Linked DNA regions of Homo sapiens: region 2 is linked to region 1. A link is a loop called in an ENCODE intact Hi-C map of the cell type or tissue named here. Cell type or tissue: A673. All regions are shown on one strand. Each heading gives the region's core, and the rest is flanking DNA. Links, peaks and the distances in the headings are about the cores only. Region 1 overlaps LOC105373640 (a long non-coding RNA gene). Region 2 overlaps LOC105373643 (a long non-coding RNA gene).

Region 1 (12,249 bases), core at 6,065-8,564:
TGTCGTACATATACACCATATGCAGCCATAAAAAAGGATGAGTTCATGTCCTTTGCAGGGAAATGGATGAAGCTGGAAACCATCAGTCTCAGCAAACTATCACAAGGACAGAAAACCAAACACCACATGTTCTCACTCATAGGTGGGAGTTGAACAATGAGAACACATGGACACAGGGTGGGGAACATCACACGCTAAGGCTTGTCTGGGGGTGGGGGGCTGGAAGAGAGATAGCATTAGGAGAAATACTTAATGTAAATGATGAGTTGATGGGTGCAGCAAACCAACATGGCAAATGTATACCTATGTAACAAATGTGCACATTGTGCACATGTACCCTACAACTTAAAGTATAATTAAAAAAAAAAGAGGCAGATATAAGAATGAGATGTTGACTTCTATCTATTAAATCAGCCATTAAATGGATTTGAAATATGTAAAAAATGGCATTTTTTCACAATTTTTTGTTTTTGAAAATAGTTAATTTTTCATAAAAATATGATATATATGCTATGTAATGAGATTATTATTTTTTAATAAAATATATTTTTAAATGTTTTTATTTTAATTTCTAATATGGTAACAGTCAATAGATATAACCTGCATTTAAAAAAAGAGCTCTTTGTAGTCTTTAATAATTTTAAAGAGCAGAAAGAGGTTCTCAAACCAGTTTAAGGACCACTGACCTAAGGGAAGGGAAAATCAGTGGGCTTATTCCCTATTCCAAAAAATAAAAATAAAAAGAGGAAAAGAGAATTACTGCACAGCATAGGACAATGCAGAGTATGAGAACTATTCTTGGTTTAGATTATCTTATTGGTTAAATTGTAAAAGAGGAAGACCATATTTTAGAGGCCCAATACAAATACTTGGATCAAGCCATTCCTGGCAAACCTTCTTCTTGGACTATGACATGCATCACCTTTGACAGGAACCAAAGAAAAAGACAATAATTTGCTGGGAAAGAGGTAGGAAAAGTCTTCCTGGCAGGGATGGTGAAGGCAGGAAATTCATTCTTAAAAACTAGTAATAAAAGAGGAGCATCCCAAAGAATAAGATAACAAAGAAAAAGAAGACAAAGCACTAACATTTCCAGGGTTAATGGTTATGTATAGACTACAAGCTCCACCCATCGCATGCATCATCTTATTTAATCTAAAAGGTGATACAAATAGGTGGGTATTGTCACAGATATGATAACTAAACTTCATTCTCACAGATATTTTCTTCACAAACTCTTGCTGGAAATCATGAGGACATATGAAGATACTGTGCTACCTAAACTTCTCTGAACTCCTAGCACAAGGTTGAGAATTAAATGGAATAATGTCTGTAAAGCATTCATACATTTACTCATCTTTATTTTCTTAAATCTATAGCTGTTCATGAAAATACTTTTGATATTTTTCCTTTGATGTGTATTTTTGATATGAGTTAGGTAGCATTATAACACTTTTAAATTTGGGGTCTATTATTGAAGATATACGCAAAGAGTGCTAAACTTTCAGAAGCTATGGTGAGCAAAAAAATAAAATGTACAAAATGCAAAATAAAATGAGATATGTCATGAGGGAATAGCACAGATATGAATATCTCTTATAAAGGATAATCTCTGCAGCATTAAGCATCTTAGTTTTTACTTTTAGAAATTCGTGATTTGGTACAAATCGTATGAATGACTGTGTGTCTTGGATTAAGGACTGAACTGTTGCATGCATGCACTAGTGACTTACAATTATTTAATATAAATACAGATTATCCTTCCTATATAAAGGTCCTAACAACCCACCACCCCTACACTTGCATCTAGGATTGTTTCAGCAGAGGGAAGGTAGATTTGCCTGCTTTTTCTGTGTTCTTTTGTGTGCTGCTGATTGCCTATAGCAGGACTAAGTGAGCTGGTTGCTAGTGTTTAATTGTGTGCCCTCTGGCTATAGAACACAGTTTACCTAAGTCGTCAATACAGGAATCAAACGTACAAATTAGTCCTTGCTTAGAAGTGAGGTTGACATAATTAAAATAAGCAACCAGCATTATCAAAGAACCCTATGAAAAGCATGTTAGCATTTTAAAATCCAACAACTTTATTAAATATCTAGAGGCTACCTTGCTGTTCATTGTTGGTAATTAAACAGACACCAACATTAGGGGAGATTTTAGCTAATGTCAGAGGCATTCCTCTCATTAAAGTCTGCATAATCACTACATCATGATTGCCCCAAAAAGTAACATTCAAGATTGCTGAAGAGACAAAATATCTATTTCCACCTTGCCTAATTATCTGTGGTGTGAATACATCTGATTTCACAGTTTGGGGAGTGGAATCTCCATAATGATTATCTGCAGCAAATTTGTTTTTATATATTAAGGAAGAGTTTCTCAAACCTATGAAAAATTGTTTGTTAGTAATTCAAAGTGTTGAGAATTCATGTATACAAAGTTTGCATGTAAGTCCTAAGTATATTTTATTGCTTTATCACAGCTAGAGGCTACTCAAATTTTTACCTTTCATTTCCATTAATATTCCTCCGTTTTTGATTTGCATTGCTCTAATGATCAGTAATGTTCAGGTTTTTTTTCATGTGTTTGCTGGCCATGTAAATGTCTTCTTTTGAGAAGTGTCTATTCATATATTTTGCCTACTTTTTGAAGGGGCTGTTTTTTTTTTCTTATAAATTTGTTTAAGTTCCTTGTAAATTCTGGATATTAGACCTTCGTCAGATGGGTAGATTGCAAAAATTATCTCCCATTCTGTAGGTTGCCTGTTCACTCCGATGATAGTTTCTTTTGCTGCGTAGAAGCTCTTTAGTTTAATTAGATCCCATTTGTCAATTTTGGCTTTTTTGCAATTGCTTTTGGTATTTTCATCATGAAGTCTTTGCCCATCCCTATATCCTGAATGGTATTGCCTAGGATTTTTTCTAGGGTTTTATGGTTTTGAGTTTTACATGTAAGTCTTTAATTCATCTTGAGTTGGTTTTTGTATAAGGTGTAAGAAAGGGGTCCAGTTTCAGTTTTCTGCATATGGCTAGCCAGTTTTCCCAGCACCGTTTATTTCACCATTTCACCTTTCACCATTGCTTGTTTTGTTCAGGTTTGTTGAAGATCAGATGACTGTAGATTTTTGGTGTTATTTCTAAGGCCTCTGTTCTGTTCCATTGGTCTTTATGTCTGTTTTGGTACCAGTATCATGCTGTTTTTTTTATTGGAGCCTTGTAGTGTAGTTTGAAGTCAGGTAGCATAACGCCTGCAGCTTTGTTCTTTTTGCTTAGGATTGTCTTGGCTATGCGGGGTCTTCTTTGATTCTACATAAAATTTGAATTAGTTTTTTCTAATTCTGTGGAAAATGTCAATGCTAATTTGATGGGAATTGCATTGAATCCATAAACTACTTTGGGCAGTATGGCCATTTTCATGATATTGATTCTTACTATACATGAAGATGGAATGTTTTTCCATTTGTTTGTGTCCTATTTCCTTGAGCAGTGGTTTGTAGTTCTCCTTGAAAAGGTCCTTCACATCACTTGTTAGCTGTATTCCTAGGTATTTTATTCTGTTTGTCGTAATTGTGAATGGGAGTTCATTCATGGTTTGGCTCTCTGATTGTTTATTGGTAAGCTAAAGGAATGCTTGTGATTTTGCAGATTGATTTTATATCCTGAGACTTCGCTGAAGTTGCTTACCAGTTCAGGTGGTTTTGGGGCTGAGATGATGGGGTTTTCTAAATATAAAATTATGTCATCTACAAACAGACAATTTGACTTCCTTTCTTCCTATTTGAATACCCTATATTTCTTTCTCTTGCCTGATTGCCCTAGCCAGAACATCCAATACTATGTTAAATAGGAGTGATGAGAGAAGGCATCCTTGTCTTCTACCAGTTTTTGAAGGGAATGCTTCCAGTTTTTGCCCATTCAATATGATATTGGCTGTGGGTTTGTCATATATAGCTCTTATTATTTTGAGATATGTTCCATCAATACCTAGTTTATTGAGAGTTTTTAACATGAAGGATGTTGAATTTTATCAAAGGCCTTTTCTCCATCTATTGAGATAATCATGTGGTTTTTGTCTTTGGTTCTGTTTATGTTATGGATTATGTTTATTGATTTGTGTATTTTGAACGAGCTATGCATCCCAGGGATGAAGGCAATTTGATCATGATGGATACGTTTTTTGATGTGCTGCTGGATTCAGTTTGCCAGTATTTTTTTATTTTTGATGTTCATCAGGGATATTGGCCTCAAGTTTTCTTTTTTTATTGTGTCTCTTCCTGGTTTGGGTATCAGGATGATGCTGGTTTCATAAAATGAGCTAGGGAGGAGTCTGTCCTTTTCAATCATTTGAAATGGTTTCAGAAGGAATGGTACCAGCTCCTCTTTGTACCTCTGGTATAATTCAACTGTGAGTCCCTCTGGTCTTGGGCTTTTTTTGTTGGTAGGTTATTAATTACTGACTCAATTTCAGAACGTGTTATTGGTCTATTCAAGGATTTGACTTCTTCCTGGTTTAGTCTTGGGAGGGTGTATGTGTTCAGGTATTTATCCACTTCTTCTAGATTTTCTAGCTTATTTGCATAGAGGTGTTTATAGTATTTTCTAATGGTAGTTTGTATTTCTGTGGGGTCAGTGGTGATATTCCCTTTATCAGTTTATATTTTGTCTATTTGATTCTTCTCACTTTTCTTCTTTATTAGTCCAGCCAGCAGGCTATCTATTTTGTTAATTTTTTCAAAAAAATCACCTTCTGGATCCATTAATTTTTTTTTTTGGAGGCTTTTTCGTGTCTCTGTCTCCTTCAGTTCTTCTTTGATCCTAGTTATTTCTTGTCTTCTGCTAGCTTTGGATTAGTTTGTTCTTGCCTCTCTAGCTCTTTAATTGTGATGTTAAGGTGTTTATTTGAGATCTTTCTAGCTTTCTAATTTGGAGATATGGCTCAAGGAGCTTGGAGGAAAGCGAAGATGGGTGCCTGCTGCTTCTTCTAGGATCTCTGATCTCGAGGGGCACCAATCTGATAACAGCAGGAATACTCCTGTATAGGTTGTCTGACAACCCCTGTTGGAGGGTCTCACTCAGTTGGGTGGCACGGGGAACAGGACCCGTTGTCCCATGGTGGAGGGGTTGTGCTTCGCTGGGGGGAAACCCACTCATCTGGGCTGCCAGGATTCCTCAGAACTACCAGGAGGAAAGGCTAAGTCTGCTGGTCTGCAGAGACTGCATCCACCCCTCCCCCGAGGTAGCTCAGGCCCAGGGAGGTCCCTGTTCTGTCCCTGAGCCTCTGGCTGGATTTATCGGAGTTCCTGCAGGGGAAGCCCTGCCCATTGAGGAAGGATGGGTCAGGGTCAGGCCTGAAGAGGCACTCTGGCCACAGTCTGCCACAGCTGGTGTGTTGGGCTGTGGAGGACATGTCTTAGGACCAAGCCATCCAGCCTTTCTGGCTCCAGAAGGGGAAAAGCACGGCCTAGAGCTATAGAGATGGATGCCGCCCTTCCCCCGCCCAGGGAGCTTAGCGTGTTGGGTAGTTGTGAGCCCCAGTGCTGGCTGCTGTCCCTTTCTCAAAGAGCTCAAATGGCTTAGACAGCAGCCAGCCACAGCTGCAACTGGTGTTGGTCGCCCCTCCCGGCTGGGAGCTCCATATGCTTAAGCAGATTCCAGCTGAGAGGCTGTTGAGACTCTGCACGGTTCCAGGGTTGGGACTCTAGGCCCTGGTGGCGTGGGCTCACAAGCAGGATCTTCTGATCCGTTGGTTGCACAGTTCCATGGAAGAAGCATGGTTTCCCCGGCTGGGTAGCATGCTCACTCACCACCTCCATTGGCTGGGGGTGGGGGTTCCCCTGCACCATGTGGCTTTCAGGTGGGAGGCTGCACCACACTGCTCTTCTTTCCTCTCCGTGGGTCACGCCAGCTGCCTAGTCAGTTCTGATGAGAGAACCTGGATACCTTGGTTGCTAGTGAAGAATTCACAGGCTAATTATGGTTCTTTTTGACGGGAGCCTCCAATTGCCGCTGTTTCTAATTGGCCATCTTTGCCCTGCCCTCCTTCAGTTTTCTTCATTGTAGAGGTCTTGCATGTAAAGTTTCTTAAGCTCAATTTCACTGCACAGGGCAAGCAGAATACATATTTCAGAAGCTTATAAATTTCCCAGAACAGCAAACAAGTTCAGCACACTCGGTGTGATATTTAGTTCTACATAACTTTGTGTTCTGTTAAGAAACATCGTGAAAGATAAGCAAGTCCGATTACAAAATGCAAATTCTTCTGGTAATCTAACAACTACATTTATTAAACCACAAATGTCTCACCATCAATCCATCATTTAGCAAAAATTTAACAAATCCCTACTGATATGGTTTGGTTCTGTGTCCTCACCCAAATTTCATGTAGTATTGTAATCCTCAATGTCAGAGGAGGGACTTCGCAGCAGGTGATTGGATCACGGGCGGCAGATTTCCCCTTTGCTGTTCTCGTGATAGTGAGTGAGATCCCATGAGATCTGGTCGTTTGAAAGTGTGTAGCACTTCCCTGTTCACTCTCTCTCACCTCCCACCATGTAAAGACGTACTTGCTTCCCCTTTGCACTTCTGCTATGATTGTAAGTTTCCTGAGGCTGCCCCAGCCAAGCTTCCTGTACAGCCTGTGGCACTGGGAGTCAATTAAACCTCTTTTCTTTATACATTACTCAGCTTCAGGTAGTTCTGGATAGCAGTGTGAGAACGAACTAATGCACCTCCCATATGTGCATCATGTTCCTGGGCATTACAGGAGATTCTACAATACTAAAACTGCTCCCCTTCTTCAAGGAACTTACAGTAGTATAAGATGTGAAAAATAATGTATTATAATATTTTCAGCATACTAAATAATAGGGTTTTTAATGTATTTGTGAGTATTTTATGCATTATCACACCATTTCTCCCTCCTCTCAAACTTGCCCTCCATACTTAGTATTTAGGTAACTTTAAAGACCTATGATTTTCACCTTATTTACAAAATGTAACAGCATGAAGTAGGGGAAAAATAAATTTATTTCTAGTCTTTGTATTTTTAAAAAAATTAGTACTTGGGAGAGTATAAAAGATGTATGCATAGGCAAGAGAATCCAAGAAAACATCAAAAGTAAGACCAGCCTTCACTGCTCTTAATCCTCATCCATACAGATTGGAATAGAATCCCCAGGACGGGAAAAGAATCCTGTCCCATACATTAAAAAAAAAAAAAAAACAGCAAAATAGTAAGAAATCCTGCGGGATCAGAGAGCAGGAAACCTGTGACTCACTTCCCAGAAGAAGACACAGGGAGGCGGTAGGACTCCTTCTAAGATAAAGACACTGAGAGAGGAAGAGCCACATGCTGCACATAGGCAAGCATCGTCTTAAACAACTTCACTTGGATTTCCTATACTTAATGGTTCAGGAACACAGAATGGTGGCCATATATCCAAGGATGACCTAAAGACCACAGAGAGAGCAATGAACCTGTGAAGGCCGTATTGAAAAGCACCTAAAGTGGATGAATGAGCAAGTGTCTTGGGGGAACAGTGAATATCTCAGTAGACTCAAGCTTTGACAAGAGCACTGAGTAATGACCCAACATCCACCAAAATTCTTCCTATGGCTTTGGCATCAAGTCCCTTGGAATTTGGACAATACTGTGGGAAAGGAGACAGCATAAATCCTCACTGGAATGCCTGTTGATCATTCCAGTAAGATGGAGGTGGTAAAAAGAGAAATTCACTAATTACAAGAGATAAAGATATTTGTACTTTTTCCATATCGGAAATTGCGAGTTGATAGTCATAGCCAGCACTTTTTGCATAAGCTCATTAGTGCATAACCAGATCCTACCTTCCAGATAGTAAGAGCCTTATCATCTCTTATTTATCAAAGGCCAACTGTGAGCTAACATTGTGTTAGGGCTCATTATTCTTCATGAGTAATCCAAGACAGTTTCACAAGGAAAAAAAAGCCAGAGCTGGTCGTTGAATAGCAAGTAATGTTTAGGAAATCTGCTTGTCAAGGAAGGGAAATTTATGAGCAAGAAACAAAAGAAGAAGGGAGGAATGAAGGAATGAAGGAAGAGAGGGAGGAAGGAAGGAAGGAAAGAAAGAGAAAGTGAAGTCAACATTACATGTCTCAGAGTAAGGAGAGGGGTCTGCTAAGAATGGAACATGTATGATGTTGAATAAAATGAAGTAATTTGAAAAGAAATAGTAAGGTCACATGAGCTTGAATGACATTCAATTTTGTGTGACCATACAAGATCAGAAATGAAAAGCTCAGCCCACGTCAGGAATCTCTTAAATATGGTAATTTCCAAAACTTATAAGCAGTCTTATATAAAGGGTTTTCTGAGACTAATTGGCATACCAGATCATTCTTCTTCTCCCTCTCCCAAGTGTCTGTGTGGCTGAAGGCACAGATAATAAACTGCAAAGCAAAACAGCCTAATAGGGAAGGAGGGAGACTTTGGAGAGGGGTCTTTCATCACCAGCCCTACAAGAGAATGGCATTTACATGAAATTGATTTTCAGTGGTGAAATTGTGCTTGTGATGTTCCATTGTAAATATTGACAGCATTAAAAGGAATGTCTAAAAGATGGGCACTAAACTGTCACCAGCAAAAGACTGACCAGTATTTATGCTAAATTCCTCAAATTGCATCCCTTTTTTACATAAGTAGTGATGCCTCATGAAACAAAGCAGATAATTCACTAGAGCTATGAAGTCAAATAAAATGAATGCACCTACATTCTCTGTCATGTAGAAAGATATCCACTGCCTCTCACCATGACACAGATTTTTTTTCACCCTTCTTTGAGGATTTTCAGATAGAAAAGCTTATATAGGTCCCACATTGAGCTCAGAGGATGAATAGACAAAATAAATCACCATAAAAATAAAAGAACCTTAGAAACATTAATAGATTCCTGGTATTGAGTTGAGAGTATTGGATGCTGATGATCCTTTGCCATGTAAGCTTAGAAACATGTTTATCTATTTAATGAGGAATTAAACTGGCAGCTTGGTAGTGACGGGAAACAAACAAAAAAAATCAGACTTTGCTGCTTCTCTATTAGTAGTGGTAAAACAGTGGCTAAAAGGCACAATCTGTGGATTTTCTCTCAGCTGAATTTCTGAAAGCTTTAAATTTCATCCTTTATCACTTTTTACCTTGACACCTAGCAGTTTCATTATGGACTACCGTTAGCCTGCGTGCTGTCTAATTCAATAAAATAAAGACTGCAGTCTTTGGAACTCCAATACATTTTTTAGAATTATATGCAATTATTTTGAAAGAAGAACCTGAAGAATTTTCCTGGAATTCATTTTAAGAATATTATTACTCACATAGTACATTTATTAAGTAATTTAGAGCAAAATATTTTATTGGATTACTAATTATATTATAGAACATTATATTATATTTCTGAACTTGTGCTAAAATATCCTTGGAGTGAATCATAATTTTAGGATTAATAGACTTACAAGTTTTGAAAAAATGAAAGGTTTTCTCTGAAATATTACAATTAGTGCTTTGCATTGCTACTGAACAATACTTTCTCAAGTTATTCTGAGAAATGTAATTCAGAGTGCTTTGTGCAGAATCTTATTATAACTTTGAATTTTGACAATGACATTTTACATCAAAAGACAAATTTGTTGAGCAACACCAACTACAGTAATTCTGAGACTATTCCAGACAGTTAAATACTTTCTGCAATGATCAATAACAAGCATATGCATAAAGGTATAGTTGCTGTCTCATGAGGTCTATAGATTTAAGAATCACAATTAGCCATTTCCTTGGGGTCAGCCAAGTAGTAAAGGTTCTTGTTTGCATTATTAATGCCAAAGTGATGGTGGAGCTTAGTAAAACATAATAATTGGCACACACACACACACAAAGAACCCTCTTCAAATTCCCTTAGAAAGCTTTTGAGCTATAAAAAAGTCATGTTTATTTCCTGGGTATCCATGAGTCTGTGGCTTCCTAACATGAAGATGGTAGATGAAATAAATGAAAAGTCAATCAATCAGGTAAGCTGCTGGCTTCAGTGACAGAGTTGGTAGGACCTAGCCAAGGTCACCTGGTGCAGAACTGAATTTTGAGCACAAACCTTTTAACTCCAAAATTGGGTCTATATTTTAAAATTCTCCTGAGTATCTCAGGAAAGGAAAAGGCCGTGCTTTGTTTGTTTGTCTGTTTGCTTGTTTCATTATTCATGTGTTTGTGTGTTTGCCATAGTTGCAGGCTGGGGAATGCAGAAACTTCCTGCTTCTTGGGAAAGGAGTTAAGAGCCCAGGTTGGGAGCTCAGGGTGGCCTCATAAAAAGAGCCAGAGTTGGAGCCTAAAGCCAAGGTTTAAGGCCTGGATGAAGGGTTGTTTTAAGAATCAATGAATGTAATGCCAGTGTGCAATAGGAAAAGTGCACTAGAAAGGTAATAGAGATATGCAGGTTTTAGTTACAAAATTTAGGTGTCTTTGGGCAAATAATTTAACCTCTAGATCCTGAAGCTATAAAATAGACTAAAATCACTATGTATCAAGTAAGACCTTTTGCATTTGTTATACCAAAGAAATTAATTTTTCTGTATTTTTTTCATCTGTTAAATACTTCATGTGCTTTGAATCAAGCTTAGTTTAATCCAGGTATTGTGCCTCATAAATATTAAGCTCTCAATAAACACTTGTTCAAAGAATGAAGTTATCCTTGAACAAATGAATAAATGAAAGATTTCATAACAGAGGATATCATTTTGTAATTAATAATGAAATCAACAGGAGTCGAATTGATTCCTTATGTTTACCACTGTTTCTTTGTGACTACATCTTATGAGTTTGTCTAAATATAAATACAATATAACCATTCTTCCTTAAATCCAATCAATACTGTTTTTCTCTTGCAATCTTACTTTGAACATCACTGTCTTCTGGGGATACAACCTGTTTGTCCCACTGGTAAAGGTCAGTGCCTTCCAGACACTGTTTGCTACTGAAAGACAGGAAATGCATCTTTGTAGCTATCCCTTAAACAATTAGCCATAAAGGAGCTTGTTTGGGTAGTAGGCAATCGATAGAATTGCTGAAGGGTTCATCTGATAGGATCTCTAAAATTACCAACCTGATAAGGCCAAAGTTTTGATATCCAAGTACCTTGGTCATTTTGGCTATTAAATCATACTGTCAAAAAATGATTCTAGTCCATTGCTGTGAAATTATCCTAAAAGTAACTGAACTGAGAAGACTCAACCCCGAAGTGTGGTGATAACAGAACTGTCTACTTGACCAAAGTGAGCATGCCTCCACCTATCTCATGCTTTAAGGCTCAGCTCCTGGAACCCACTGCTTAAACTCGACAAGTGTTCAGAAGAGAGAAACATCACTAACAGGCTATGAAAAATAATTCTCTGAGTTCAATGTCCTGTTTGAGTTCTTGGTAGGCTCCTAGGGAAACCAGGACAGAGCGGCAGCCGGGACACCAGGAAGCTAAGCAGCAATACTTGATGGGAACTCTGAGAGAAAGGTAGAGAAATTCTAAAGACAATCTTTTCCCATTTTGCATTTTTCTGGGGACTAGTTCAACTCTTTAAATTGGAATAGGAATTTTACTGCTGGACAGAAGTTGAGGATAATATCATGGGGGAGAGGGACAAGGTTTGCATACAATTGGTTGAGGCTTAAATTGTGGAGTAGGAGAAAGCAAAACATCTATTACCTATTTTATTTTGGTTTTGATACCTTTTTTAGATATAATCTTTAAGCCAATTCTAAATGAGTGCTAGGTGTGGAACATATCATAGATCATGGAGCACACGTGTGGAAGTGCCTGACAGTCTAAAAATCCAGAACCTGAAATAAAGCTGACTTTGTTTTTCCTGTAGAATGTCCTTAAGTGTTTCTGAGATCAAGAGTCATAAATGTAGTGTATGTGTGAAAGGTATGTGAAGAAAATTTTAGCGTTGGAGCTGGGTCAGCAGGCACTCAATTGAAACTCAACCATTCAGCATTTATGTTACTTACCAGTGACACATGCTTATGAGCTTAATGATATTATCTGGCTCCATCTAACACAATGGTGCTTTTAGCTAATATCTTTAAAAATTCATTTGGAAGCAAAAGAGGACTCTCTACTCCACTAGAGACAAAGCAATGCAGTAGTCTCCCCTCATCCTCAGTCTTGCTTTCCACTGTTTCAGTTATCCAAGATAAACTGCAGTGCAAAAATAGGTAAGTAAAACAAGATAAGAC
Region 2 (12,249 bases), core at 5,171-7,670, 420 kb before region 1:
TGGCAGCCCAAGCAGACTGATAAAGTGATCTAATAATGTTTCTAATGAAGGTATAAACTTTATATTCAAATAAAGTCTAAGAAACAGTATTATAAAAAGTGAAATGTTTAACAGTCTTCAGAGCTATGCTGAGCTACAGTAAAAATAATGGCCATAATGTAATAGCTTTTTGGTGCATGCTATAAAATAGGCTCAGATAAGCTTAGAGAGGTTAAGTAACTTGCCCAACGTCACAGATAGGAAGTGAGGAAACCACCCATCAAAATGAGGTGTTTTAATTATAGAATCCTTGATATTAATCATGATAGATTAAAGTATTCTAGTCAACTTTGGGTAGGGAGTGAATTAGAGATTGCTGCACAGGACAAAATGAACACTTGAAAAGAATACTTTCAAGCTGTAAAAGAAAAAGTAATAAACATGTCCCCCTCCCAAGTCACAAGGATGTAGAATAATTCAGATAAGTCTATGTTAAACCTTGTGACTCAAAGATTCAGTGCTGATTATATATCTTTTTATTATTTGAATTAAAGGAACATGATATTGTTTATACACACACGGAAGAAAATCAGCTGGTACTCATGAGGGACTGCATGGGCACCAAACACAGTACATAAGAGAATCAAACCATACCTTATATTGTAATGGCAGAGACAAGCAGGTGTTGCAGGTAGGGCTGTGGGAAGATTCTGATTGTGGTTGTGAAGATTCTGATTGTGACTAACCAGAGCAAGATATGGGTGGGAACCTGGACAGTCAAAAAGAGAAGCAACGAGAATGGGGTCCAGGGTTTCATAGGAATGTGTAAAATTGATCATCTATGTTTGAGAGCTTTGGAATAAGGCAGACCTGTTGCTTCTCTCTTAGATTGCGATTAAGTCTATTCTGTTCTCTGAAGGCTGGACAAGTACAGTCCTCCAAAGCCCTGAAGATACCAAAGTGAGCATTTTAAATAGCAGCATCCTAGATGTCTGAAATCGTGAGCCTTCTTACATGGCAGCCAGAGTGTGAGCCCTGATTTTTGCCAGACTTGGTTCTCTCAGTGCAGCAATATGAACTAGGGTTGAAACAGGTGAAGCTACATGGAATTACATAGTTATAATTCCACTTAGATTCAATAAGAATGATTTGGGGACACTGATCAGCCAGGAATCTGTACAAAAATGATTTAGGAAAACAGGGGATGGGGAAAAAAGGTAATGTTACCTAATTGGCATACTTCTTTCTTATGGAAATAAGTAAATTTATGTGTGTGTATAACATATATACATAATTTATTTATAACTCAAATGTGTTATGCATCTTTTAACTAAAATACTTTTTTAATGATCACACAGACAACTTTTTATTGCTCAATGAATATGTTTCTTTCTTTTTTTTTTTTTGAGACAGGGTCTCACTGTGTCGTCCAGGCTGGAGTACAGTGCCTCAGAGCTCACTGCAGCCCAGATTCAATCAATTCTCTTATTTCAGCCTCCCCAGTAGTTGGTACTACAGGCATGCATCAACATCCCTGGCTGATTTTTATATATTTTTGTAGAGATGGGGTTCTGCCATATTTCCCGGGCTGGTCTTGAACCCCTGGGCTCAAGAGATCCTCCTGCCTCAGCCTCCCAAATTGCTTGGATTATAGGTGTTAGCCTCGCATCTGACCTTTATTCGGATGTTTCTTTTTCTTGACGATTTTAACCTAATTTCTAAAAAATTGTAATCCTATTACATGTCAAAATATTGTTTTTCTTTATGAATCCTGTCTTCAATGAACAGGGAAATGTATATCTAAAAATAAGTGTGCTCCTGCCTGGCATTAAATGCTACTGAGCCCTAAAGAGAATTGCCTGTCCCTCTCCTCTTAGCTTTGAGCGTCATTAATAACCTTTCAACACACCATTTCTGATTGCATACCACCTTTTACCTTCTAATCTTAAACACACAGTAAACATTCATCTTCTACAATGGCTTGGTGAAAGCAAGCATTATTATCCACAGCATTATAAATCAGCAAATTGATCTGGAATGACTACCCAAGGGAACACACAGAGAGGGGCAGAGCACAGAACCAATCTCTATTACCAACAACTAGCCAGGGTAAGAACTACCAACCACATTGTTATATTGAATCATGCTTCATTTCCATTTGTTACCGTAAAATTCAGGGAAGCACCTTCAATTCTTTTTGTAGACGCTTCCTTCTTTCCAACTCTTTTTGCCAGGCAAAGTTATAAGAACTGGGTTCATGTCACTAAAATACATATATGTAAACTGATGTGACCTATAACTACCACCTGGGCTTTGTAACCATTCATGCTCTTTTTGTTCCAGCATACCTAATTCCACATCCAATATTCTTCTGGTAATAGTTCCATCTTCTAATCAATGACCACAACAGTTTACCCAGGTATCACTGTGAACAGTGCAAGGAGTACATAAAGTTGAATTTGGGGCTGATATTCTTTTGGGCTTATAAGTTATGTAAGAAATTTTGGACTTGACCCTAAGAGCAGGAGAAAACACATTGAAGTATCCCACACAGAACATCTGCAATGTGAAATTTAACTTTCAAAAATATCACTATCTCTATGTGGAAAGTTGGTGACATGGATGTGTAGAGATCACTATATATATATATTTTTTCTTTTTTCTTTTTTTCCCCCCGAGATGGAGAGTATTGTTCTGTCACCCAGGCTGGAGTGCAGTGGTGCAATCTCGGCTCACTGCAACCACCACCTCCTGGGTTCAAGCAATTCTCTTGCCTCAGCCTCCTGAGTAGCTGGAGTTACAGGTCCACACCACCGTGCCTAGCTAATTTTTGTATTTTTAGTAGAGATGGGGTTTCACTGTGTTGGCCAGGCTGGTCTTGAATTCCTGACCTCCTGTTCCTCCCACCTCAGCCTCCCAAAGTGCTGCAATTACATGCGTGAGCCACCGTGCCTGGTGAGACCAGTTATATTTTAGACAACCCTTTTGATAACTTAAATATTTACTTAACATGGGTCATAAGAGAGGGTAATATAAAAGAGAACCCCAGGCTTCTGAAAAACAAAACAGAACAGCTGTGCATGCTTTGACACTATGATTTTAAACCAACAAACCAACTCTCCACAAACTAAGTATATGGTATGCTAACTACATAGAAAAGATATGGGCCTTTGTATGCCTCCCTCAACCAGTTCCCTTTCAATTTCTTAATTTGAGCCTTTACTCAGGAGGTTTTTATACAGTGGACAGAATATCATCTTGTCATATTTTTTTCTCCACCAAGAAATCAAAGTGCAAAGGGAAATTTGACAAATTAGAACTAATGATATACAAAGAGAGGGTAATGTTCATGTTGATGCCTCTAATACAAATGTGGGACACTAAGTTAAATGATGGCAACTTAAGGTTATTTGTGATACTACATGGACTCAGAATATATTCACTTGTGATTTTTGGTAAAAAATAAGAATGCCATAGAATTACATTTAATGTATTCTACGTACTAGCCTATAAATTCCCTCTCTTATTGTGACTTCTTAATATAGCTGTGATATTTTTAGAGACTCAGTCATGATTTTCAGCCAGAAACTGAAAAGGTTCTTCCCATGATTTTCCAAACACAAAGTAGATAAACCTTTGTAAAAAAAAAACTAATCCATTGGATGTATATAAAAACTATGTCATCCTAGTAAATTACATAAGTTTAATTTAATTTTTTGCTTCTTATTCATCTTTTCAGCACCCTAGTGAACAACTCAACATTATTTTCAGCTTTCAATATGTTCAGGTTGCTGTAAAATTACCCAGTGCTTGCTATAAAATTCTACAAGATGACATCCCCTGGAGGCCTCATATTACAGATTTAAGGAATCATGTAATTTTCCTTAATCAAAATTAGCCCTTCCCTTATTTCATTTGCTCAAAGCTTCTTTCTCTCATTTCACAATATGTGACAATTAGAAAAGAACTAAATCTCAGGATTTGAAAAAATTGTAATGCATTTTAAAACTCTATTCTCAGTGATTCCTTTATGAGTACATCTACTGCTAGGAATTGAAACTATAAGAGAAAGAAGATAGTGAAGATATCGTGGGGAGGATAGTTTTTGCTTTAAAGTTGATAACTGGATACAGTGTGTGTGTGTGTGTGTGTGTGTGTGTGTGTGTGTTGTTTTTGCTTTGTGATTGTTATACGAATTGGCATGGTTCAGCTATTGCTATATTATTAAGAAATTAAATAAGCCACATTCTGGACAGAGAGAATAAGTGGAATGAGTGTCTCTAAAAGATCATCAATAAAGCCGTACCAATTATTCAGTAAGCAAATATAATCTTGGAACAGAAATCAACCTTATTTTTGATCAAGAAATGAAGTCTTGTACAGTACATGTGGGTTTGCATCCCAGATATTAAAAAAGAAGGAATTGCTGTGAGATGCCTGAAAAATATAACTAGCCCATTGCAGCTATCTCCCTTTCCTGAATATCCATAGAATATTAATAGCTTGCAAACTCTAGTTATAACCCATTTGTTGTGCCTTATCAGCAAGGTTGTTATTAACTTCTTAAATTCACTTCACTTCCTTCTTAATATTTTGCAAAGCATTTATATTTATGCCTTCCCTCTTTTCAATATGCCGAATGAACAAGTATTTTTTTCATAGTAGAGAGTATTATAAGCACAGTGGTATCCATAAGGGGCAGGTATAATATGACAGCAGTGTTCCAACCAGGAAAGCCCTCAAGTGAAAATAAAATGTAGGCCTTCAGCCGTAAGTGCTGTGGGTGTGCATTCCCTGCTTCTGAGGATATTCTGCTCCCCAAGCAAAGATTGGAATTTCTGAGTTTGTTTTCTAAGAGTATCTTGCAGGGGCTTTTGTGTTCCACCTGGATTTGGAGGCTGTCATAAGTCTCCCTGAAGCTCTCTCCTTTGATTGGCTGAGAAGGACCCCTTGGCTGAGCTCGAGTTACCCAGTCAATTATTTTCTGGGAGTTGTGATCTAGGAACTGGGTTGAGTTTGCTTTCAATTTGCTCAATTCAGAAAAAACACAATACTTACTGATTTCACTGTTACCTCCTACGTTGTTCTTTTCTGAAAGAGCTGGAGACTAAGCTCTAAAACAATCAAAAAGCAGTGAATTTTTATACTTCTCCTTGGTGTAGGAAACTGTCTGTGAAGCTTTCTGTTGCATAGTTTGTTGATATTGTTTATTACGTAAAGAGTAAAGTATAATTTCTGGAACACTGGCCAGGAAGGAAAAAAGAATCATTTCAGAACTGTCAGGATCTGCTGTACTGAACTTCTCTCACTGCTCTACCTTAAACGTGCCATTATCCCTTCTCACTTCCAGGGCTTGGCAATGCTGTTCCCTCCACTCTCTGCCTGCCCTCTTTCCTAGACACCTTCTGATCATTATTAATGCTCATAAGCACTTCTTTACTGCTTTGAATACCATTTGTATTAGTTTCCTAGGGCTCTCATAACAAAGAACCACAAACCTTGTAGCATAAAGCAACAGAAACTTACCCTCTTACAGTTCTGGAGGCCAGCCAAAATCAAGGTGTCAGCAGTGCCACACTCCCTACAGAGACTCAGGAGGAAAATCTGTTCCTTACCTCTTCCATATCATTCTGCCCCTGGCCCCTCTCAAATCTCATGTCCACACATTTCAAAACCAATCATGCCTTCCCAATGGTCCCCCAAAGTCTTAACTCATTACAGTATTAATTCAAAAGTCCACAGTCCAAAGTCTCATCCAAGACAAGGCAAGTCTCTTCTGCCTATAAGCCTGTAAAATCAAAAGCAAGTTAGTTACTTCCTAGATACAAAGGGGGTACAGGCATTGGGTAAATACAGCTGGTTTAAATTGGAGAAAATGGCCAAAACAATGGGACTACAGACTCCATGCAAGTCAGAAATCCAGTGGGACTGTCAAATCTTAAGGCTCCAAAATGATATCCCTTGACTCCAGGTCTCACATCCAGGTCACGCTCATGCAAGATATGGGTTCCCATGGTCTTGGGCAGGTCTGCCCCTGTGGCTGTGCAGGGTACAGCCTCCCTCCTGGCTGCATTCCAGGCAGACATTGAGCATCTGCTGCTTTTCCAGACACATAGTGCAATCTGTCAGTGGATCTACCCTCTGGGGTCTAGAGGACAGTGTCCCTCTTCTCACAACTCCACTAGGTGGTGCCCCAGTACAGACTTTGTGTGGGGGCTCCAACCCCACATTTTCCTTTCATATGGCCCTAGCAGAGGTTTTTCATGAGGGACCCACCCCTGCAGCAAACTTTGCCTGGGCATCCAGACATTTCCATACATCCTCTGAAATCTGGTTGGAGGTTCCCAAACCTCAATTCTTGACTTCTGTATACCTGCAGGCTCAACACCACATGGGAGCTGCCAAGGCTTGGGGCTTGCACCTTCTGAAGCCATGGCTCAAGCTGTACCTTGGCCAATTTTAGCCATAGCTGGAGTTGCTGGGATGCAGGGCACCGAGCCCTTAGGCTGCACACACACAGCACGGGGACCCTGGACCTGGCCCACAAAACCATTTTTTCCCTCTAGGCCTCCAGGCCTGTGATGGGAGGGGCTGCTGTGAAGGCTTCTGACATGCCCTAGAGATATTTCCTCTATTGTCTTGGGGATTTACTTTTGGCTTCTCATTACTTATGCAAATTTCTGCAGTCGACTTGAATTTCTCCTCAGAAAATGGAATTTTCTTTTCTATCGCATTGTCAGGCTGCAAATTTTCTAAACTCTTATGCTTTCCTTCCTCAATAACTGAATGCTTCTAACAGCAAACAGGTCACATCTTGAATGTTTTGCTGCTTAGAAATTTCTTCTGTTGGATACTCTAAATCATCTCTCTCAGTTTCAAAGTTCCACAGATCTCTAAGGCAGGGGCAAAATGCCACCAGTCTCTTTGCTAAAACATAACAACAGTCATCTTTATTCCATTTCCCAAAAAGTTCCTCATTTCTGTCTGATACCACCTCACTCTGGATTTCATTGTCTGTATCATTATTAGCATTTTGGTCAAAGCCATTCAACAAGTCTCTAGGGAGCTCCAAACTTTTGCACATTTTCCTGTCTTCTTCTGAGCCCTCCAAACTCTTCCAAATTCTGCCTTTACCCAGTTCCTAAGTCACTTTCACATTTTGGGGTATCTTTTCAGCAACACCCCACTCTACTGGTACCAATTTATTAGTCCACTTTCATGCTACTGATTAATACATACCCATGACTGGGTAGTATACAAAAGGAAGAGAGGTTTAATGGACTTACTGTTCCACATGGCTGGGGAGGCCTTGCAACCATGGCGGAAGGCAAGGAGGAGCAAGTCACATCTTACATGGATGACAGCAGGCAAAGAGAGAGATTGTGCAGGGAAACTCCCATTTTTAAAACCATCAGATCTCATGAAACTTATTCATTGTCATGAGAGCAACATAAGAAAGACCTGCCCCCATGATTCAATTACCTCCCACCAGGTCTCTCCCACAACACATGGGAATTCAAGATGAGATTTGGTTGAGGACACGGCTAAACCATATCAATTACTGAGTATGTAACCTCTCAATCTTATGATATATATTTGATATTCTCTTATATTCAATTTCCATTGACTGTACACTTTCAGACTAATAGATTCACTATAGCATAATCAGCTTGGTGCTTTTAAATAGAAAAGTAATTCATATTAAAAATGATAGATTTTTAAAGCGTCTAATTATTTTAGTATCATCAAGTACCTTTTTGTTAACCAGATTTTATTATTATGTATATTTAATCTATAAGATGTAAAAGAAGAGAATAGACAATATTCAATAGAACAAAATACAGATGAGTATCAGTAGTGACATCTGTTTGAAAAAAATGGACATTTAATTTAAGTCATTTAGTTCCATGATCCGGAAATAGCATCCATATTTCCTGGACATACCAATGTAAGATGAATGAAAGGATTAGGCAGCAGGCAGTCTTAGAACATATCCACATTCTATGCCCCACTTCTTGAAGACATACTCAAGTAATTAAAAAATCCAGGAGAATATAAACCCAATTTCCCCAATGAAAACAATAACTGTTTGAAAAGTGGGGATTGTAATAGCATGCATGTATAATATGATTTGTAACAAATAGTGGTAAGAAGTCTCATACTATAGAGAAAATGGGCATTAAGAAAAATCCAAATGGAAATACAAGAACCTGCTACTAGATAAGAGATTTACACCAACAAAGCACATTTTTCTTTAAAAATTCTCATGTGTTAAGGGACATTTTCCACAATGTGACTATCCAAAACCTGCCTAGATAAAATGCATTTTTAATAGTTCTGCCTAGATGATGACACATTCACAAAGTGAAATGTTAATTATTTATCAAAGTGTTTGGTCCACTTGACACAAGCTAAGAAAATTGTAAAAAGTACTTCCAATGTTTTCAAAAATCAAATGTAAGATCCAATTTTATATATATGTTTATGGTCTCTTGGTAAGGAAAGGACCATTTGAATGACTGAAGGTTTAGAGGCTACATAATGCACTTAACTTAAACTGAAAGCTGCTATGTTCCCATCTTTAAGGCAAGACAGTTACGTGAATGTGAGCAAGTTCTTTAATACTGTCATGCCACATGATAGAATGTTAAAACTGAAAAAGGAATCTAAACTTATCTTGCCAACTACCAACTTAATGTCCAGCCATCAACAGGGATTTGAAACTCCAGTGTCTCAATAGTTAACAAGTGACAGAAACGTATAAATGTGTATAATGGCTGTATGTAACAAATGATATGGCTATTGGCTAATTCAAGTCTATATGTTTTGCCTAATATTATTCAATATGACATTGTCATATGCATTGTTGGCCAAATCCTTGCACTGCTCTGTAACATTTTGTTTGGTGGTTGTACAGCCTCTGTGCTACATACAAAAATACAAAATACTAGGATTCTGTTTGCCATTGAATATTTTACAATTGTTTTAATGAATACGTGAAACAGAAAAAGAAAGCTATCTACCAAAGTAGCTGAAATCCTTTAATAAAACACATGTGTCAGGCTAAGCGTCTTCTTAGTGTACTTCTAGATCTACATTTCCCATTTCTAGAGCATTGCTACCACACCCCCAAATGTGGTCCCTGGACCAGGCAGCAGCATCATCACTGGGAACTTGTTAGAAATGAGAAACCTGAAAAACCTGCCACCATAGACCACCTGATTCAGAAAGTGCATTTTAACAAGATATTCAGGTAATTTTTATGAATCTTTAAAATTTGAGAAGCCTTATACTAAAAGATGTGATATAAAAATTGGATTTGACCAGGCATGGTGGCTCATGACTGTAATACCAGCATTTTGTGAGGCCCAAGTTGTGCAGATCACCTGAGGTCAGCAGTTCGAGACCAGCCTGGCCAATATGGCAAAACCCTATCTCCACTAAAAATACACAAATTAGCCGGGCGTGGTGGCAGGAGCCTGTAATACAAGCTACTTGGGAGGCTGAGGCATGAGAATTGCTTGAACCTGGGAGGAAAAAGTTGCAGTGAGACAAGATTGTGCAACTGCTCTCCAGCCTGGGCAACAGACTGAGACTCTGCATCAAAAAAAAAAAAAAAGAAAAAGAAAAAAAGAAATTAGAGTTAACCTACTGAGAAATAAATTATCTTTTCATATTTGTATAAAGAATTGAGAAGAATGTACATTCTGTTGATTTGGGGTGGAGAGTTCTGTAGATGTCTATTAGCTCTGCTTGGTCGAGAGCTGAGTTCAAGTCTTGAATATCCTTGTTAATTTTCTATCTTGTTGATCTGTCTGATATTGACAGAGGGGTGTTAAAGTTTCCCACTATTATTGTGTGGGAGTGTAAATCTCTTTGTAGGTCTCTAAGAACTTGCTTTGTGTATCTGGGTGCTCCTGTATTGGGTGCATATATGTTTAGGATAGTTAGCTCTTCTTGTTGCATTGATCCCTTTGCCATTATGTAATGCCCTCTTTGTCATTTGATCTTTGGTGGTTTAAAGTCTGTTTTATCAGAGACTAGGATTGCAACCCTTGCTTTTTTTTTGCTTTTCATTTGCTTGGTAAATATTCCTACATCCCTTTATTTTGAGCCTATGTGTGTCTTTGCACGTGAGATGGGTCTCCTGAATACAGCACACTGATGGGTCTTGACTCTTTATCAAATTTGCCAGTCTGTGCCTTTTAATTGGGGCATTTAGCCCGTATACATTTGGGGTTAATATTGTTATGTGTGAATTTGATCCTGTCTTTATGATGCTAGCTGGTTATTTGGCCCATTAGTTGATGCAGTTTCTTCATAGTGATGATGGCACCATATAGCACTTATTCTAAAATCAACCACATAATTGGAAGAAGAACACTCCTCAGCAAATGCAAAAGAACAGAAATCATAACAAACAGTCTCTCAGACCATAGTGCAATCAAATTAGAACTCAGGATTAAGAAACTCACTCAGAACTGCACAACTAAATGGAAACTGAAGAACCTGCTCCTGAATGACTACTGGGTAAATAACAAAATTAAGGCAGAAAAAAATAAGTTCTCTGAAACCAATAAGAACAAAGACACAACATACGAGAATCTCTGGGACACAGCTAAAGAAGTATTAAGAGGGAAATTTGTAGCACTAAGTGTCCACAGGAGAAAGCGGGAAAGCTCTAAAGTCGACACCCTAACATCACAATTAAAAGAACTAGAGAAGCAAGAGCAAACAAACTCAAAAGCTAGCAGAAGACAATAAATAAGTAAGATCAGAGCAGAACTGAAGGAGATAGAGACACACACACAAAAAAACCCTTCAAACAGTCAATGAATTCAGGAGCTGGTTTTTTGAAAAGATTAACAAAATAGACCACTAGCCAGACTAATAAAGAAGAAAAGAGAGAAGAATCAAATAAACACAATGAAAAATGATAAAGGGGAGATTACCACTGATCCCACAGAAATACAAACTATCATCAGAGAATACTATAGACATCTCTATGCAAATAAACGAGAAAATCTAGAAGAAATGGATAAATTCCTGGATACATACACCCTCCCAAGACTAAACCATGAAGAAGTCAAATCCCTGAATAGACCAATAACAAGTTCTGAAACTGAGGTCGTAATTAATTGCCTAGCAATCAAAAAAAGTCCAGGGCCAGACACAGTCACAGCTGAATTCTCCCAGAATTACAAATTGGAGCTGAAACCATTCCTTCTGAAAGTATTACAAACAATAGAAAAAGAGGGACTCCTTCCTAACTCATTTTTTGACTCCAGCATCACCCTAATCCCAAAACCTGGCAGAGACACAGCAAAAAAAGGAAATTTTAGGCCAATATCCCTGATGAACATCAGTGTAAAAATCCTCAATAAAATACTGGCAAACCAAATCCAGCAGCACAATAAAAAGCTTATCCACCATGATCAAGTCGGTTTTATCCCTGGGATGCAAGGCTGGTTCAACATGTGCAAATCAATAAATATAATCCATCACATAAACAGAAACAATGACAAAAACCACATGATTATCTCAACAGATGCAGAAAAGGCCTTTGATAAAATTCAACACCCCTTCATGCTAAAAACACTCAATAAACTAGGTATTGCTGGAATGTATCTCAAAATAACAAGAGCCATTTATGACAAACCCACAGCCAATATCATATTGAATGGGAAAAAGCTGGAAGTATTCCCTTTGAAAACTGGCACAAAACAAGGATGTCCTCTCTCACCACTCCTATTCAACATATTATTGGAAGTTCTGGCCAGGGCATTCAGGCAAGAGAAAGAAATAAAGCATATTCAAATCGGATGAGAGACAGTCAAATTATCTCTGTTTGCAGATGACATGATCCTATGTCTAGAAAACCCCATCATCTCAGCCCCAAAACTCCTTAAGCTGATAAGCAACTTCAACAAAGTCTTAGGATACAAAATCTATGTGCAAAAATCACAAACATTCCTATACACCAATAATAGACAAACAGAAAACCAAATCATGAGTGGAATCCCATTCACAATTGCTACAAAAAGAATAAAATACCTAGGAATACAACTTACAAGGGAGGTGAAAGACCTCTTCAAGGGGAACTACAAACCCCTGTTCGAGGAAATAAGATAGGATACAAACAAATGGAAAAACATTCCATTCTCATAGATGGGAAGAATCAATATCATGAAAATGGATATACTGCCCAAAGTAATTTATAGATTCAGTGCTATTTCCATCAAGCTACCATTGACTTTCTTTACATAATTA

What was found. Peaks named below come from ENCODE experiments on the same cell type or tissue, not always from the same donor. Only the 100,000 strongest peaks of a DNase experiment are listed, where the experiment ranks them.
Region 2: a loop joins it to region 1, with 4 times the contacts of the local background. A loop is called at or near these places in 2 of 110 quality-filtered maps.

Annotation. Positions count from the first base shown.
Region 1 is chr2:138,925,034-138,937,282 of GRCh38, reverse strand. The region is part of intron 2 of LOC105373640 (a long non-coding RNA gene); the gene reads right to left. Among named protein-coding and RNA genes, the nearest start is that of NXPH2, 150 kb to the right of the region's middle. In A673, for the core only: a CTCF peak has its summit at 7,281; DNase peaks (open chromatin) are centred at 7,962 and 8,352; H3K4me3 peaks cover 834 bases; H3K27ac peaks cover 1,247 bases.
Region 2 is chr2:139,347,952-139,360,200 of GRCh38, reverse strand. All of the region lies in intron 4 of LOC105373643 (a long non-coding RNA gene), which reads right to left. Among named protein-coding and RNA genes, the nearest start is that of NXPH2, 570 kb to the right of the region's middle. In A673, for the core only: a CTCF peak has its summit at 6,152 (motif pointing right); no DNase peak of the experiment used is centred there.